Regions from separate parts of the Homo sapiens genome. Here region 2 is linked to region 1. Evidence: read pairs that join two places in POLR2A ChIA-PET (ENCODE). Cell type or tissue: IMR-90. All regions are shown on one strand. Links, peaks and the distances in the headings refer to the core of each region. The heading gives the core; the rest is flanking DNA. Region 1 overlaps SLC35F6 (solute carrier family 35 member F6). Region 2 overlaps CIB4 (calcium and integrin binding family member 4).

What was found. ChIA-PET counts read pairs that join two places held together with the same protein. Peaks named below come from ENCODE experiments on the same cell type or tissue, not always from the same donor. Only the 100,000 strongest peaks of a DNase experiment are listed, where the experiment ranks them.
Region 2: POLR2A ChIA-PET joins it to region 1 with 5 read pairs; 5 of 35 experiments call an interaction of 5 or more read pairs at or near these places.

Annotation. Positions count from the first base shown.
Region 1 is chr2:26,768,360-26,774,731 of GRCh38, reverse strand. It overlaps SLC35F6 (solute carrier family 35 member F6), which reads right to left. Exons shown (of 6, transcript NM_017877.4): 2 at 409-481. Among named protein-coding and RNA genes, the nearest start is that of SLC35F6, 7.3 kb to the right of the region's middle. In IMR-90, for the core only: a CTCF peak has its summit at 3,450 (motif pointing left); a DNase peak (open chromatin) is centred at 3,271; H3K27ac peaks cover 914 bases.
Region 2 is chr2:26,594,630-26,601,001 of GRCh38, reverse strand. CIB4 (calcium and integrin binding family member 4) reads left to right here. Exons shown (of 7, transcript NM_001029881.3): 4 at 5,685-5,826. Among named protein-coding and RNA genes, the nearest start is that of CIMIP2C, 35 kb to the right of the region's middle. RefSeq lists an enhancer at 2,334-2,834. In IMR-90, for the core only: no CTCF peak of the experiment used is centred there; no DNase peak of the experiment used is centred there; H3K27me3 peaks cover 313 bases.

The DNA.
Region 1 (6,372 bases), core at 2,190-4,689:
CACAAAGCAAGTTGCTGGTAGAGCTGGGGCTGACATTTGAGTCTCCTGATTCTCAGTTCAACGAACAGTGTCTTCCATTTATGGTGTCTGCCCTGTCCCAATTGGGGTCTGGGCTCCCAGTGGATAGAGAGCTGACTTTTGTCACTAGGGCTGATGTTTTCCACGTGTCCTGACTTGGATGTGGTGAGGACATGACCACTTGCCAGGACTTTCGCAGAGGATGGTGCTCTTTGCCCTATTCTAAACCTTGGATTCTGCTCTGGGGAGGGAAAGAGAGAAGTGGATGGCTCTTCTGGGAGCAGGAGACACCTCCACTCCTAAGTCAGGAAACAGCCTGGCCTCATGGCCGGGGGTGGCGCCTGGTCTGAGGCCCGGGAGACAGGAGGTAGGAGGGACAGGGCCAGATACCTGGAGGAAGGGATGCTGGAAGCTGTGCTCCTTGCTCCCTCCACAGCCCTCGGCCATGAAATTGTCCGCCCATCTGTAGGAGAGAGAGGGAAGGTCAGACCCTGTCAGCATCCTACCCTGGTGCTAGTGAAGAGGCTCACACCTCTCAATGTCAAGAGGCCCAGACCTGGGTGACCCGGCCCCAGAGTGGGGCTCCCTCTCAAAGGGGTCAGTCTTCACCTCAAGGAGTTTTAACTTGGCATTTCCTCAAGTCACTGTGTCTGTGCCTCTGTAATGCACAGAAATCACAGATACTCTCATGATCACATTACAGTCATTGTATATATCGTGAGGTATCATTTACACTCATCACTCATGAACATTACAGTAGTCAGACCCACTTATAACAATGTAGTAGAAAGCATTTCTATATAGCTGGGCGCAGTGGCTCACGCCTGTAATCCCGACACTTTGGGAGGCTGAGGTGGGTGGATCACTTGACGTCTGGAGTTCGAGACCGCCTGGCCAACATGGTGAAACCCCGTCTCTACTAAAAATACAAAAATTAGCCGGGCGTGGTGGTACAAGCCTGTAATCCCAGCTACTCAGGAGGCTGAGGCATGAGACTCACTTGAACCTGGGGGACAGAGGCTGCAGTGAGCCGATATTGCACCACTGCACTCCAGCCTAGGTGATGGAGCAAGATCCTGTCTCAGAAAAAAAAAAAAAAAGCATATCTATATATATTCTATATCACGAATTTGCTTTTTTAAGTGTTTGATAACTGTATTTCAATTTAATTGACTTCTTTTGTAATCCTTGGTCTTTTTTTTTTTTTTTTCTTAATGGAGTCTCGCTCTGTCGCCCAGGCTGGAGTGCAGTGGCAAGATCTCGGCTCACTGCAAGCTCCGTCTCCCGGGTTCACGCCATTCTCCTGCCTCAGCCTCCTGAGCAGCTGGGACTACAGGCGCCCGACACCACGCCTGGCTAATTTTTTTTTGTATTTTTAGTAGAGACGGTGTTTCACCGTGTTAGCCAGGATGGTCTCAATCTCCTGACCTTGTGAACCACCCTCCTCAGCCTCCCAACGTGCTGGAATTACAGGCGTGAGCCACCGTGCCTGGCCCAATCCTTGGTCTTATTTACACGTTTTAAAACATTACTGTAAGAAGAGGTCCATAGGCTGTGCCAGACTGTCAAAGAGTCCCATGGCATGAAAAATATCAAGAACCTCTGGTCTACAGGAGTATTTGGGTCCTGGGAAATGACTTAATACAGACCACCTGCTCACCTTCAAAAAGCCTGAATGGTTTGGAAGATCTTTCTAATGCTGACTTTCAAGCAGGTGGCAAAGACATCACACTCATGGCATGACCTCCCAGTCAGCACCCGGCAGATGGTGATGACTGATTATGACATACTTCCCCGATGAGCCTAGACACAAGCCCAGAATCCTTTGTGGCATAGTGCTTTGGGCAGCTTAACCACCAATCACTCTGAACTGTCTGCCATCTGTGCATGAAAATTCTCTGTCTTGAATTTCGTCTTTGCTGGGCTTGGTTAGGTCTGTGGAATCTTGTCTAATCTTTCATTTGAAAGCCCTTTAGGTACCTGGGGACTTGTTGACCTTCTTCTGAATCTTCTCATCTCCTGGCTAAACAGCTCCAGCCTCTCCTAACCTTTCACCCCTGGCCACTGACTTCTGGAAGTACTCTGGTGTACCCAGGCCCAGAGCCAAGAGCATGTGATCTGGCCCAGACTGAGGCTAGCAAGGCGTGGCCCTCCCTCATGTTGACACCCTGGGTTCGTTGACACAGCTCCAAATGCATCAGTAACATCATGTGCTGACTGAAGTCAACACAGTCCCAGAGCCGTTTCCTGTGGGCCACCGACCTGCTCCCACTGCAGCATATCCTGCATAGGCAGTGGATGTCTTTAAAGTGCAAGACTCGGGACTTCTTTTTATTAAATGCCTTTCCTTGAAATGTCTTTCCAGGGCAGTCAGATTGCAGTGCACAGCCCTGCACTGCCATTGGCTCATCTCTGTAGCGAGCCTCAGCTCCCAAAGGGCGGGGGAGTCCTCTGGTTCCTGTACCTCCCCCGCAGCACCCAGAGCATGTGCCACTGGTTGTGCCGCAGTTAGGGTCTAGGTTTGACAAAGTCCCTGTCCAGCTTTGGCTTCTCTATATGCCTCTGAGTTTGCGGAAGAAAACAGGGCTATGGCAAACCTATTCCATAGTGAGAGACCCCACCAGCTCCTGGAGATGTGGAGAAAGAGGGGTAGTTAAGATTCCTTGTGGTTCTTGGGAATGGCAGGGGCAAAGGAGAGTTGAAGGGAGAAGTTCGGACAGAACTGTTTAGAAGGCAGAGAGAAACCTGGAGCCTGGCATGGCTTGGGGACCAGGCTGTAACCAGTACCAGTGGGGCAAAGAAAGCGCCTGCTATGGAACAGGGAGTCTGGGAGCTGGGGAAGCCTCCACCCCAGGTCAGGAAACACCTGACCTCATGGGCTGGAGTCTCACTTCTTTCTCTTTTTTTTTTTAGAGAGAGGGTCTCACTATGTTGCCATGGCTGGTCTTGAACTCCTGGGCTCAAGCAATCCTCCCGCCTCAGCCTCCTGAGTTGCTGAGATTATAGGCATGAGCCACTGCACCCATGGTGCCTAATTTCTGCCTGATATGCTGTTGGCTCTTGGATCCCTGGCCAGGACAGGACATGGAACATGGGTAAGGGCCACAGACCCAGCAGGGCTGCTCTCGAACCCAGTCTTGCTTTTGCAGAAAGAGCCCCCTGAGAAGGCCTGCATGAGGCAACTGAGTGAAACAGAGGCAAAGCAAGGAAGAGAGAAGAGGTCAAGCCTTACCAAGGGCACAGAGCCAACTGCCCAGAGCAAGTGAAGTCAGAGAGATGGGAATCCCCAGGCCAGGAGCCAAGTTTCCTCTAGGAGGGACAAGGGAGCTATTGCCAGGCCATGAAGGTTGATCAGAAGCTTCAGGCAAGGATTATTATTTATTTTATTATTATTTTTGTCTGTAGGGGGCAGGTATGGAAGCTGAGGCCACATTTCCATGAGTCCTACTTCCCACCTGAGTCTGAGGGCCCCCTGCTGGTAGAACAAGTTGGTCCATAGGGGAAACCCCTCGGGGCCTGTCCTTCCCCAAGGCTGGGGCGCTTCTTGGGGAGCTGACTGTAGGGCTGGTGCTGAGCTCCCCACCTCCCACAGGGGTTGTCTTCGCTTTCTCCACGGGTAGGTCTGCCTAGACAGGCCTGGCTGGCAGCGCTCCCGGCTGGGGAAATGGTATCTCTTTGTATCTGAGGGCCTGGGGCAGGCTGACAGCCCAAGGGATTGGGTGTCAGCAGCATGGGCTGCCTTGCCCAGCCTGAGATGCTCAGGCCTGCAGGTACCTTGGGGCAGAAAGCCAGGCTTCTCATCCTGGATTGGAGACAGGTTTCGACTCCTGGCGCAGAATCAGAAAAGACCCCAGCCTCACAGGCTAGAACAAAAATCCAGCCCCAGTTTGCCTGGGGATGACAGCAGTGACCCCTAAGGTGGGCAGCACTTTGCTGTCAGTTCTTCACAACGTTTGTTGTTTGTTGTCTTTTGTTTTTGTTCTTGTTTTTTTTTTTGAAACGGAGCCTCCCTCTGTCACCCAGGCTGGAGTGTAGCAGCGCGATCTTGGCTCACTGCAACCTCTGCTTTCCAGGTTCAAGTGATTCTCCTGCCTTAACCTCCCAAGTAGCTGGGATTACGGGCACCCACCACCATGCCCAGCTAATTTTTATATTTTTTGTAGAGACGGAGTTTCACCATGTTGGCCAGGATGGTCTCGAACTCCTGACCTCAAGTGATCCACCCGTATCAATCTCCCAAAGTGATCGGATTACAGGTATAAGCCTCTGCGTCCGGCCAACAACGTTTGTTTTTTTGTTTTGTTTTTCAGACAGGGTATTACTCTGTCACTGAGGCTGGAGTGCAGTGGCACAATCACGGCTCACTACAGCCTCAGCCTCCCAAGGCTCATATGATCCTCTCACCTCAGCCTCCTGAGTAGCTGGGACTACAGGCATGGGCCACCATGCCCGGCTAATTTTTGTATTTTTTGCAAAGATGCAGCCTTGTTTATGCTGCCCAGGCTAGTCTCGAACTCCTGGCCTCAAGAGATTGACCTGCCTCAGCCTCCCGAAGTGCTGGGATTACAGGTGTGAGCCACTGCACCCAGCCCATGTTTCCTTAAATGCACAATTCATAGGACACTTCATGGGGACTGTCCCGTTAAGCCTTACAACAAGGATCCTCATTTTAGATGGGGACTCTGAGGCTTAAGGCAGATCCAGGGTTAAACCTTGCTTGAATTTATACTCAGAAAAGGCAGAATACAGAGAAAACCCAGAGTTTTGAGTCCCACAGGCTGGACAAGTTACAGGGTAATCATACCAACACTGACAAACTGTCAGAAGCAATACATGATATAAGGATATATACATGACCTGGCACATGGCAGGTATTCAGCAAAACTCATTTTCTGCCCCTTCTCCTTTCCCTTCACTGAGCAGAAGCCATCTCCCCCTTGGGTTCAGCGTGGCCCCAGCTCCCCTTCAGCCTGAAAGCTACTGGAAAAACGTCTGGAACCTGTCCTGCTGGCTGAGGCAGAGGTGGCTGGAGGGACCTCAGGCTATTGTCCCTGCAGTTCACAGAGCCAAAATGCTGAAACAGAAGAAACTCAGCCATCAGCTGAACTCCTTATTTGACAGACAGGAACCCAGGGGCCAGAGAGGGCTCGAGGGGCTCACGGCTCCTCAGATGTTGAAACAGGGCCAGTACACTGGAAGCTCAGCAGGCAGTCATGCGCCCCCTCCCTGATGCTCTGAAGCTCTCCTCTGAGTTCTTGCTCCCCTAGCTGGTGGGAGGAGAGGGGCAGCCCAGTAGGTGGGCCTGTCTTCTCCACAGACACTGTATTCTAGGGGAGATGACCTCCAGGGCAGGAGGCCCGAAGGGTCCTAGCGGGGACAAGCTGAGGCCGCTCCTTTTGGCGGGCAGGCTGGGGAGTAGGCTCTCCGTGCTGGGTGGTGAGTCACTCCCTAGCATGGCCAGGCCCAAACTCAAAGCTCAGCATTCTGGGAGGTGTGCACGTCCACGTGAACGGGGGTGGCGAAAACAGACTGAGGAAGTGGCGATGGGGCTGGCTTGGGCAGATTAGCTGTGGCCATTCCCACAGAATCTCTGCCACTTCCTCTTGTGTCCCCAGCTTGTCAAGCCCAGTGAGTCCCCTTCTTTCTCCTGCCTGGGACCTACAGAAGGGCCAAGGCTTCTCCACTCTCTGGGGTGCCACAGCAGGTGGCCCTGGCTCCTGAGGTGACAATGGTGAGCCCTCTCATCTCCATGGAATGGAAAACTTTCCTTAAGCTGGGTGTGGTGGTGCATGCCTGTAATCCCAACACTTTGGGAGGCTGAGGCAGGTGGATTGCTTGAGCCCAGGAGTTTGAGACCAGCCTAGGAAACATGGCAAGACGCTGTCTCTACAAAAAATACAAAAATTAGGTGGGCACGGTGGCGGGTGTCTGTGGTCCCATCTACTTGGGAGGCTGAGGTGGGAGGATGGCTCAAGGTTGCAGTGAGCCTAGATGGCACCATTGCACTCCAGCCTGGGCAACAGAGAGAGACCGTGTCTTAAAAAAAAAAAAAAAAAAGGCTGGGCACAGTGGCTCATGCCTGTAATCCCAGCACTTTGGGAGGCCGAGATGGGCGAGGTCAGGAGATCGAGACCATCCTGGCTAACACAATGAAACCCTGTCTCTACTAAAAAAATACAAAAAAATTATCCGGGCATGGTGGCAGGCACCTGTAGTCCCAGTTACTCAGGAGGCTGAGGCATGAGAATGCGTTCACCCGGGAGGCGGAGCTTGCAGTGAGCTGAGATCACACCACTGCACTCCAGCCTGGATGACAGAGCCAGACTCCGTCTCAAAAAAAAAAAAAAAAGGAAA
Region 2 (6,372 bases), core at 2,614-5,113, 170 kb after region 1:
CAATCCTCACCCTTTAGCCTCCCAAAGTGCTGGTGTGAGCCACCGCTCCCAGCCTAGGTCTTGATATCTAGTGGTATAAGTCCTCCAGCTTTGTTGTTCTTTAGGATTAACTTGGCTGTTCTTCACCCCTGCATTTCCACGTAAACTTTAGAATTGGCTTGTCAAGTCCTGCAAAATGGACTGGCTGGAAAACTTTAACTAGAACTGCATTAACTTTATGGATCAATTTGGAAAGAATCAACATTAATAATATTGAGCCTTCTAACCCATAAGTATATCTGAGGGGAGTTTTAAAAGGCACTAAAATACAAAAGGTTTTGTTACACCCTTCTCCCAGGACATGGGCTCTGCTCACCTAACCTTACACAGCCATGAGGCACTTTTTGGGCAGTGCCTTTCTGGGTGAGAGGGTGCTTCAGGTAAACTGAGGACTCCACTCAAGACTGAGGAAGGACTGACCTCTTCTATACCACTCTAACAGACACCTTCATCTACCTCTTTCTTTGACAAGTGCTTTACATCTGTGTAAAATGTTCAAAATATAAACATTAATCATATCATTTTATTTCTTTATTTGTTTATTTATTTATTTATTTTTGAGTCAGAGTCTTGCTCTGTCACCCAAGCTGGAGTGCAGTGGCACGATCTCGGCTCACTGCAACCTCTGCCTCCCGAGTTCAAGCAATTCTTCTGCCTCAGCCTCCGAGTAGCTGGGATTACAGGCGCTCACCACCACGCCTGGCTAATTTTTGTATTTTTTAGTAGAGACGGGTTTCGCCACATTGACCAGTCTGGTCTTGAACTCCTGACCTCAGGTGATCTGCCTGCCTTGGCCTCTCAAAGTGCTGGGATTACAGGAGTGAGCCACCATGCCTAGCAGCCACTGCGCCCAGTCAATAAACATTAATCATATCTTTTTTTTTTTTTTTTGAGACAGAGTCTCGCTCTGTCACCAGGCTGGAGTGCAGTGGCGTGATCTTGGTTCACTGCAACCTCTGCCTCCTGGGTTCAAACGATTCTCTTGCCTCAGCCTCCTGAGTAGCTGGGACTACAGGTGCACGCCACCATGTCCAGCTAATTTTTGTATTTTTAGTAGAGACAGGATTTCACCATGTTGGCCAGAATGGTCTTGATCTCCTGACCTCGTGATCCACCCACCTCTGCCTTCCAAAGTGCTCGGATTACAGGTGTGAGCCACCATGCCCGGCCAATCATATTATTTTAATAAGAGTGGGTAGCAGATACAATTCACAAAATAAAGTATGATTAGAAAATAAAAACACTAAATGAAGTCTAAATAGAAAAAGAAAACAAAAACACTAGTAATTAAGAAAATTTAGAGATGAGAAATTTTACATAAATTAATACTGTTTGATTTTTTTAATGAGCTCTTGAAAGTCCAAGTGCATCAATGACATCATCATTGAGTCACTAGCGTATTTTTGTGTGAATTTTTTCCAGCAACTGTAAAAAGCTTTTTTTGACTAGGCGCTAGTTGGAGAAATGGTGAGGAGATATTTTTAAGCTAGGTCCAAATATTTTTCCTCTGACTTTCATCTTCAAATCAAATCTCTTGTTCAATAACTTTAAGAAGATCTTTAAAAAAAGAAAACTTTTAGTTTTTTTGGCAGGGACTGCAATCTTTTTATTGTCGATAAACTGTAGTTTCTATTTCCAAAAAAACTCCCAGAATTTGGGGTTTATTTTCATCTACTTTAGTTTCATCACGTATAAATGGAGATCATACACTGAGTTACCTGTATAAATTGCTGTACTGACATGTTTGTATTCCCTTTGTTCAAAACGCCCTCAAACCAGGGTACATGTTATTCTTGAAATGGAAGCATTGCTTTGTCAACTGTCACTTCCTTCCTCCTCTGGAGGATTGAAGACTTCTAAAAAAGTGTGAAATTTCATACAGATGATAACTCTCTGGATAGGTCCCCAAATTTATTCGTTCAGATTTCAGACTATTAAAGTTATAGCATCAAAAATCTGGAATCCAGTAAACTGGACCTGTGATCTCTAATGAGGCTTGCTCTTTCAGCTTCCCCTTCTTGGCTGTTTTGTCTGCCTGGGGCTGGACTGAACCAGATCCGAGGACACCGGCTGAGCTGGCCTTTAGCTCAGGATGGAGAGCAGGGAGGGGCATGAGGCTGCCCCACCAGGGCCCCTAGAAACTCTCCCGCAGCACTATCGGTGCCCCTTTGACTGGAGCTGCTCTGTCTCAGGGGGGCTCATAACCTGAACTATCCCTTGAGACAGGGACCCTGGGAGAGAAGGAAGCTGCACCTTGTTGGACCAGAGACAGCCCTGGGACACTCTCCTGGCAGGTGCCTGCCAGGCCTTACAGCGAACTATACTAGCCACTCCTGGGTCCCCAGGACCCAATCGCAGCTCTGGTGAGCTCGGCCCTAGCCCTGCGGCCTGACATCTGCCCTGCCATCCTCTCAGGGACAGTGTCCCCTGCTCCATACTCGGATTCCTCACTGTTTCCCAAGCCCAGTTGCTCCGTGTCAGCTCCATCTTCTTTGACCTTCTCTCTTCTGCAGCCTCTGGTCCCGTGGCCCCCTCCCGTGCCTCTCACTTTCATAGTCACAGAGTCACAGAGTCATTTTTAGCCGGCTGCTGAGTTCTCCTGGGCCATGAGCCATTTCTTTAACTTCAATCTAGATTCTGTTTTTGCACTTTTTTTTTTTTTTGAGATGGAGTCTCCCTCTGTCACCCAGGCTGGAGTGCACTGTCGTGATCTCAGCTCACTGCAACCTCCGCCTCCTGGGTTCAAGTGATGCTCCTGCCTCAGTCTCTCGAGTAGCTGGGACTGCAGGCACGCACCATCACGCCCTACTAATTTTTGTATTTTTAGTTGAGATGGGGTTTCGTCATGTTGGCCAGGCTGGTCTCGAACTCCTGACCTCAGGAGTTCCGTCAGTCTCGGCCTGCCAAAGTGTTGGTATTACAGGCGTGAGCCACCGTGCCCGGCCAAAAAATGTTTTTTATTAAAGTAAGAATTTTAGAGGGATCCATTTCCAAGGTTTTCTATATTTTAATGGCCACTGCTTGGCCTTTGCTTTTTTTTTTTTGGCACCAGGCACCTTAGTGGAAATAGGGCAGGACAGGCTCAGGAGTCCTGGGTCTCAGGCCGGCTCTCCCACTTGCTGGCTGAGTCCCTCCCCTTCCCCAGGCCTCATTTCCACATCCGTGAGATGAGCAGGTTAGCCTAGATCACAAATCCCCCGCAATAATATGAAAAAATGAGAAACATGTACTCATCATATGTATATATTCATTTATAAACTGTATACATTTACTACTATACTAATCTGATATAATATCAAAATAAAAAAATTTAAGGACAAGCTAAAAACTACATAAAATATTTAACAAACAATTTTCCCTTTAATGGATATAGTAAGATTTCTTCCTTACACTATGCTATTGTTTACATATAGCTAATAATATTGTAAGGGAAAGCAATGTGGTTGGATATGCTTCATTATTCTTTGAAATCTTGCTTTAAGATTGAGCTAGAGCCATTCAGAGGTGTGGTTCTAGTTCAGTTTTTTTTTTTTTTTAATAGCTGTCGTAACTGATCCAAAGAGAGGAAATGTGTCATGGGCTATATGTCTTAAATCACGGCACTCATTTTCAACCCCATTCACCAATTAAAAGCTTTCAATTGAAATTAAGCTAGTAATTGTCTGTCTTCCCTTACATCAGTCAGTGGCTCTTACACTAAGTGGAAAGTATTATATTTTTATATTTTTAACAAATGGATTCAAAATCCACTGACATTCTTTATTTGGACAATATCCAAACAGGTCAGAAGAGTCTGTTTCTATATTTCCAGGTATGTAATATAAGCATTTCTATAGGTGATACACGTTTTTAACCACAAAAAATCCCATTTTAAAAATATTCTCTTCAAAGCATGAGTTTCTTTAGAAAAGCAATAACGCTAAAATGAGTCACCTTTACCTTGAAAAGTCAAATGAAATTGAGTTCATTTTTTGGTGGATATTTGCTAGGTAGCACACTGCCAATAGCTACTTGTCATCATGGAAAGGTCAGCAAATTTGGAACACTTGTCTTTTTGTGCCAGGAAAACATATAACTCATCTTTAAGTTTGATAGCTCTTTTAAGAACTCTTCCAAGAGCTAAGCAGTAAACCTCCATGTGGTTCAGAAGATTTTCATACTTACTTTCCTTCTAATTACAAATCACTGTATAAGCTTTACTTTTTTTTTTTTTTTTAGATGCAGTTTTGCTCTTTTTGCCCAGGCTGGAGGGCAATGGCGCAATCTCGGCTCACTGCAGCCCCTGCCTCCCAGGTTCAAGCGATTCTCCTGCCTCAGCCTCCCGAGTAGCTGGGATTACAGGCATGCGCGACCACGCCCGGCTAATTTTTTTTGTATTGTTAGTAGAGACGGGGTTTCACCATTTTGGCCAGGCTGGTCTTGAACTCCTGACCTCAGGTGATCCACCTGCCTCGGCCACCCAAAGTGCTGGGATTACAAGCTTGAGCCACCGTGCCTGGCCAAGTTTTACTATATTTTAACTCTTTTTTAAAAAAGAACCATTTCAATGCCTTCTGCTGTACTTTAGTTATTTCTGGGCTTACCTTCCTGACTGCAGTACCCGGCAGGAAATCCTGCAGGGAAGTCATTTGGCATGTGTTACCATCCTGCATCCTCACCCCAGAATTCTTTTCCATCCTGGAGCAGCCACCCCCCTCGATGAGTACCTTCACTTTTCCCCAGCAATGGTGTTTTTATTAAAGACATTCATTTACTATTCAGTCCATGTCTCTGTTTCCTTTCGTGGCTTGCAGAAATGTGGTTTTTCACATACAGAATCTAGGAAAACCACATTAGAAAATCTATACCTTTATTTAACTATTTAGCAAAGCTTTCACAGTGTGAAATTTGTTCAAATACTTATTTCTGTATATCTTAGGCAATATTTTCTCTGCATCTTCCAACGTGCTCACATGTTGTGTCATAGGTACTATTCGTGCTACCAGCAGCTACCACATCAACTGTCCTGTTTTCAGTCTCTATAAGACATGGTTTGTGTGTGTGTGTGTGTGTGTGTGTGTGTGTGCGCGCAGATAAGTCATGTGACATGGATCTAAGGAGTGTATTGGTGTCCTGGCAACCACCTCCCTCCCATCACTACTAGCAAAGACAAGGGGAGGTCCCCAGGGAAAAGAAGCTTGGTATCTCATTCCCTGGCTGGCTATGCGCTTGGGCAGTGAGCCTGTTGGCTTGCCTTGCACCCGCCTGAGCACAGGACAAGAAAATTGATGCAGGACTTCTTGTTATTTCTGCCTGGATGCTCATGATTTCTACCTCATAGAGAAGGACTCGTATTTAGAGTAGGAGAGGTTTCAGCTCTGACAATCTCTTGTTCATTTGCATTTGCATTATAACCATTATCTTCAATTGTGGCATCCTTGCAGGAATCTTGTGAAGTCACATATCCAACTGCAAGATTCATCCCCGGCACCCCATCATGCCCAGGGTCCTGGCTCAGTGAGCCACCATCTACTCCGATATTTACATTGTGGCTGTTGTCTTCATCTCAAACCCAGGACACAGTGTTTGTAATAGATGAGAGAGACCCAGGGAGACACAGCCCCGACCCTGATAGACCTCCTCCCTGCTCCTCCTGTCGCCCACAGGTCAACCCTTTCAGAGACCGTATCTGCAGAGTGTTCTCCCACAAAGGCATGTTCTCCTTTGAGGATGTGCTGGGCATGGCATCTGTGTTCAGCGAGCAGGCCTGCCCAAGCCTGAAGATTGAGTATGCCTTTCGCATCTATGGTAGGTGCTGTGGGGGACTGAGGGGTGAGGGGTGGAAAGGCCATAGAGAACATACCGTATCTGGACTCCATCATCAGTTCATTGATGGATGGCATTAACTGGGGTGTGCTTGGGTATCTGTGGGTCTGTGTCATATTTTGCATGTACCATGGAATAAAAAAAAAAGATTGAGAATGACAGCATCAATGGACAGACTCCCCTCGGTGTCATCAGAGGGCAATGGGGTCATTGGCGTTGATATTTGCTGGTAGTGTGTGGTGTGTGGGCAGGCGAGAGAGAGAGAGAATCACATATGCATGTAAAGGATTTATGCTTATTTGGCAGAAGGAGCGTTGGATGGGAAGTTAAGAAAATTTGAACAATCTTGGACAAATCGTTTCACCTTTCTGGGGCTCAGTTTTCTCATCTGTAAAATGAGGGGATAGGGAGAGATAATCTCTGAGGCACTTTGACATTTTTTGGTCTCTGTCTCTGTCTCGGGTAGTCACAAGACTCTGCTGAAGTTCTGCTCTTCACCAGGCAAATGTCTGCTTAGCACAGCTGGGA